2 separate regions of the Mus musculus genome follow, and region 1 is linked to region 2. A link is a loop called in an ENCODE intact Hi-C map of the cell type or tissue named here. Cell type or tissue: heart. All regions are shown on one strand. Each heading gives the region's core, and the rest is flanking DNA. Links, peaks and the distances in the headings are about the cores only. Region 1 overlaps Serpine2 (serine (or cysteine) peptidase inhibitor, clade E, member 2). Region 2 has its middle 67 kb from the start of Serpine2.

Region 1 (2,806 bases), core at 101-2,600, 110 kb after region 2:
CAACACTAATGCTTTCTCTCTTAAGGAAAATCTTTTGTGTTATAAGCATCCTTATAAAACAGGTCCACACTAGAGACTGGCTATATGGAACCCTTATGATGGTGGAGCCCTCTGGATTGATAGGGATGGGGTGAAGTGACTCTACAGGAGTGATATATGTGCCCAGAACTGTGCATGCACCAAGTGTGAATGAAAACTGAGTCATATCAGAATGAACTCTGTAGAACTGTACCCGTGACAACTTCCCAATACAGTCACCACGCCACTCGGTAAAACTAGATGGAAGGCACAGGGAATGTCCCTTTAATTTATAAAAGTTCATTAATTTTTGTGGGGTTGGTATGAGGAAGTTCACGTGTATATGTATCTGGGTGAGGAAGTGTGTGGAGACTAGAAGTGCATGTTGGGTGTCTTCGTCTGTCATGCTTCTTATTGGTCTCACACTGAAGCTGAAATTTACCAAGTGAGCAGATTAGCGGGCCAGTGAGCCCTGGAGATCCACCTACCTATGCTTCCCCAATGCTAGGATCATAGAATAGACAGATACCACCACACAGGCAGGTTTTATATAGATGCTAGGGATCTGAACTCCTGTGGCAAGCATGGAAAGGCATTCCTGCCTTGACTGAGGCATCTGCCCAAACCACCTTGTCTGCTGATCTAAAGCCACTTAGAAGTCAGAAGTGAAAAGCTAAATGACCTAGAAAGAAAATAAGAAAGGAAGAAAGAAAAGAACGGAAGGCACTAAGGCCCAGGCACTGGACATTGGTAACTAACATATGCTTGTAATCATAGCACTTGGGAAGCCAGACAGGAGGATCAAGAGTTCAAGACCAGTCTGGCTCTCTAGCAACCCTGTGTCAGAACGTTGAAATGAACCTGAAAATGTAGCTCAGTGCCAGGGGCCTTGCCTTACATGTACAAAGCCCTGTGTTTGGTATTTAGTTCCACAAAAGGACAAACAAACAAAAACAACAACAACAAAAAAAAAAAACAATAACAGATGCAGGTAAGGCCCGGTGAGAGAGGCTCGGTGTTATTGAAAGGGAAAACTTGTTTTGAATTGTCTTTTCAGCCATAGGAACCTGTGTGTGCAGGCAGGATTTCCCTGTAGGGTTAGCTCACTAATGTTGTGTCCCTTTCCATAGCCCTGGCACCCGAGGGAACGGGACTGTTTCTGAGCTCATCTTTGCTGTCATGCACACTGAGCGTGAACCAGGCAAGCGCCAGTTACAGGAAAGTGAAGGCACCTTCTCACCACGTTCTCCCTCCCTTCTCTAGCGATGACATTCTAGGACTCTTGACTGCATTGGCTCTTGCTGCCAAGAGTGCTAGATCAGTGGTGGAGGATCGCCTTTCCTTGGCTCTATATGCTCCCACTTCCTTTGTGTTTCAGTGGGACCCACACCAGGCCTACTGGTGCCCTCTGTTGGCAGTGTAAACTTGGCCTGCTTCTACAGGCCGCCTACCTGTTAGAGGTAAGGAAGGGCTGAATTCTTCGGCAATGATGTCCTGTCCCTGTAAGTTCAGAGTTCTGGTGATTTATCCTGCCTTTGTGACTCACTGCTTAAATTTATGGCTGCTCTTGCTGCCATCCAGGGCCTGTCAGCCAGCACAGTTCCAAAATAGCAACTGGCGGGCGTTGCATCTCGATTTGTTTTGTTCAGGTTTAGTTTGGTTTCAATGCTGATACACCATGATTTTAGATCTACGCCTTCCTTGATGTTGGCCTGTTGGCTACCAGTTCACCTCCACCTTTCCTCCCTCCAGAATTGCCAACAGTCGTATGTAGAATGTGATGTCAGGGTTCATATATACTTAAACATGTCGGAGGCTATTTTTGGAGCTCAGACTCTGAGGATTTGCTGTAGCTGATGTTCACCGAGGCAGGAAGAAGTGAGACTATTTGGAGTGTGTATGAGGATATGGAAGATGATCTTTTCCCTTGAGAAGTGCATTAGTTAGTCTTACTTATTGCTGGAACAAAAGTATCTGGATGAAGGCAAGATTGAGCTCAGTTCCCAGTTTGGAGGGAAAAGGAGAGCAGGAACTGGAGGCTGCTGGTCATGTAGCCCCAGTCAGGAAGTAAAAAACAAGTGCCCAGTACCCAGGTGCCGGCTCAGGAGATGGTACAGGGATCTTGGTGCAGGGATCTCCCTGGTGTCCTGAGTTTTACCACCTCAGTTAACCCAGTCTGGAAACTCTTCTACAAGCATGCCTAGAAGTTTGAACTCTTCCATGGTCCTAGATCCGGCCAAGTTGGCAGTTGGTTATCACAAGGAGGAACTGTACTTGTAGAGAGAGTAGAGCCAAAAAGTGCCAGGGTTGGCACTTGGCTTTAAAGGTGTCTTTTGACACCCTACTCCCCCCTTCCCCCCAAAGCTTGCTGTTCTCTGTAAAATGGTTTCCCATAGCACGTTGTGAAGGTGAGTGAGGGTTCTGAAGCCCCACCCACCCACGATGTAAAGCCCTCCTCGTAGACCAGGGCATGTCGTGGCCCTGGCATTCGTGAAAGCTGAGGAAGATGCGCCTTTAGAATGACAAGGCAGCCCTGAAGCATCATCAAGGTGACTGTGACAGGAATTTTAAGGACACTATAATTTTGAAAAGCCCCCGGATGATTAGTGCGGTCCTGTAATCTGGCTCCCTGTGGAAACCCGTCTCATCCTTATGACATATTTTTTTTCTCTCTTTTCCATGCCCCCAAACTAAATGGAGCATGAATGAATGGCTCGTGTAAAATAAAGCTTATGCTGCCATAAAATTAATTTCTCTGCTTTCCAAGCTCAATATCAAGTAAAAACCA
Region 2 (2,806 bases), core at 138-2,637:
GCCACAGCACTCTACAGTTTGCAAAGCACCTACACCTATGCCATAAAATTTTTTTCTTTTATAATAACTATGAAAGATGGGTCAGTCTCTTTTCCTTATAAATAAATAAAAAGCCTAGGAATGTTCAGAGATTTTCCCCAATGTCTACATAGCTTTTATATTGTATATTGCAGTAAGAGCTAGTTCTTATTATTTTATATCCCATTTCTCCTACTCCGGGCAAGGTTGTTATGACTGATGAAGAGAAAAACTCAAATGGACAGGGAGTAAAATTTGAGAATAAACTTGATTGAGGTCATTCATGTCACAATCACCTTGAATTGGCCCCACACTGATAGTCAGTGTAGGGAGTCCTATGCAAACAGACCTGGGCTGTGTGCTCCTTAGCTCTGCTTTTAAGAAGTACAGCCTCCCTCCTCCAGCTGAGACTAGTACAGCATTGGAGAATATAAAGAGTCCAGTTTGTATGGGGCTAGGTTTTGCAATGGCTGGGATTTCATCCCATAGAATTGACAATATAACTATGAGAGTACCTGGGCACAGAGACCAGAGTACAGATCTAGGCAGTTTGGGCAGCGATCCCTGCACTGTCCAGGGGAGCTCCAAGAGAATCATGAGCACTGAAGAAAGAGGCAGTTTGGCATGGAGAACATGCAAAACCAGTATGGACAAGGGGAAGATCTGCTTCATATGCAGAAGAGACAAGCATGGAGAATTCAGAAGGAACTTCAAGGGAGGACCCTAATTAATCATGACAACTGAGCCATAAACTTGTCCTGTGGTCAATGGAATGTATTTCCCTTCTCTCATGCGTCTCTTTCTTGAAATTTCTTTTGTGTGTGTGTGCAATTTCCCCCAACACCAGGCATTGTGGTAAACATGAAAAAGTGGCTGGTGCCATTATCCATTACATGAAATGTGGCATGTCCCTAAACCTCACTCTGAGAAGAAAAGGAACAGCTGCCTTTCTGGGTTCCTGTACCCCTCAACCACCAGAATTCTCTTGATTTTGTTTCATGCCCAGAAAATGAAAGATGAGCTTTTACCATGCTGGCTACTTGAGAAGAAATAAGCTTTTTCCCTTTATTAGTTCAACCCAGATGTCTTCCTTCACCTCTGCACATCGCTGAAGGCAACAGCCTCATCTTTTCTGAGACTTCCACTTGTCTTGGCAACTCTCTTAGCAGAACTAGTAAGTTAATTTCCCAACTGCTAAAATTTGAATCCTGGATGTTCTCCAAATGGCCATGTGTATTAAGGACTTGTTCCACAGGATGTTAGTATTGGGAGGCATTGGAGTCTTTAAGAGGAGGGACCTGGTAGAAGGTCTTTTGGATTATTGTGGGATCCAGGACCCTCCTCTTTTTCCTTTTGCTTCTTGGACATGAGATGAGTAGTTTTCTTTAATGTACACTCCTTCCGTATGAGCTTCTTTGCCATGGGTATAAAGCAAGAAGATCAACTGAGGGGCAAAAAAGATGTCTCAGTGAGTATATAGGCTTGCCTTGAAAGCCTGATGGCCTGAGTTCAAGTCCCAGCCAGTTCCCATGACAGGAGAGAAAGTTTTCCTCTGACCCCCATACATACACATAGCATGGGTGTAACTGGTACGACCACACTGATATAAACATACACTACTAATAATAGCAATAGCAATAGTAATAATAATAATAATTTAAAGGGACTGGAGAGATGGTTAGCAGTCAAGAGCACTTCATGCCGCCATTCAGTTCCCCACACCCACACTGAGGTGCACAACCATCTGTAACTCCAGGCTCAGAAAATATGTCACCTTCTTCTGGTGTCCTCAAGCCAGGAATGCACTCTTTACATACACACACGTGCACACACACACACAGTTGTGTGTATATATATTTTTTAAACAAAAAGATCAACTGATTATAGACTAAGAGTTCTATATATGTATATCAAGACAACCCTATTCTCTTTATAAAGTGGTTTTGTCATGCATGTTCCTGTAGTAACAAAAAGCCAACTGACACGCAGCCTTCCTCCCTCCCATATTCTGTAATGCAAACATAGACCTATCCATCTACCAAAGCATGTCTGCTCATACCTCCACCCTATGTAAGGTCAACAATTCTCAGCAGAACACGTACAACCTTCGGTTTGTGCCCTTAATTTTCACATCTAATGCTCTCACACCCTGTACACCAGACTCCTCAATCCAAGAGATCAACTTCACCCTCTCCCTCTTCCACAGTGCAACTTCTGGTGCTACTGTAATCTGAAAGGACGTCACCATGAGCTCCTGTGCCTGCAGACAGTTGTTTTTATTTATTAAAACAAAAACAAAAACACACAAACCTTTACGGGACTACCTTCTCTCAAAGAGGACTCAAAGGTAAAGAAAGTATAAGGGGCTTCCTTTATTCTTTTTTCCCATGACCCAATTTTTGTGTTAGTAAAACAGCAAGGTTCACAAAGCCATCCCATCAAATATAATTATCTTCTGACTTTTTCCATTGCTTATCTTAGCCAGCTCTATATTGTTCTAACAGGATGCCAAAGAAGAGTAGATCATTTCTGGGCAAAACATGTTTCTTACTGTTCTAAGGCCCGGAAGTCCAAGATCAAGGATTCCACTTCTGTCAGGGGACTTCAGGCTGTGTCATCCCATGACCGAGAGTGGAAGGGTCTAAGAACTTGAAAGCAAGCCAGAAGTGGAACTCACAGCCTCAAGCCCTATTATAATTAGCATTGATCCATACATGAGGGTAGACAGGTCATGGCCTCAGCATCTCTCAGAGGTTCTGCTTCTCGGTACCACATTGGGATTAAGCTT

The links. Hi-C counts contacts between places; a loop is a spot of excess contacts. Peaks named below come from ENCODE experiments on the same cell type or tissue, not always from the same donor. Only the 100,000 strongest peaks of a DNase experiment are listed, where the experiment ranks them.
Region 1: a loop joins it to region 2, with 2.2 times the contacts of the local background. A loop is called at or near these places in 2 of 42 quality-filtered maps.

The regions. Positions count from the first base shown.
Region 1 is chr1:79,818,242-79,821,047 of GRCm38, reverse strand. The region is part of intron 2 of Serpine2 (serine (or cysteine) peptidase inhibitor, clade E, member 2); the gene reads left to right. Among named protein-coding and RNA genes, the nearest start is that of Gm39666, 31 kb to the right of the region's middle. In heart, for the core only: a CTCF peak has its summit at 1,429 (motif pointing left); no DNase peak of the experiment used is centred there.
Region 2 is chr1:79,924,363-79,927,168 of GRCm38, reverse strand. No RefSeq gene overlaps it. Among named protein-coding and RNA genes, the nearest start is that of Serpine2, 67 kb to the right of the region's middle. In heart, for the core only: no CTCF peak of the experiment used is centred there; a DNase peak (open chromatin) is centred at 1,138.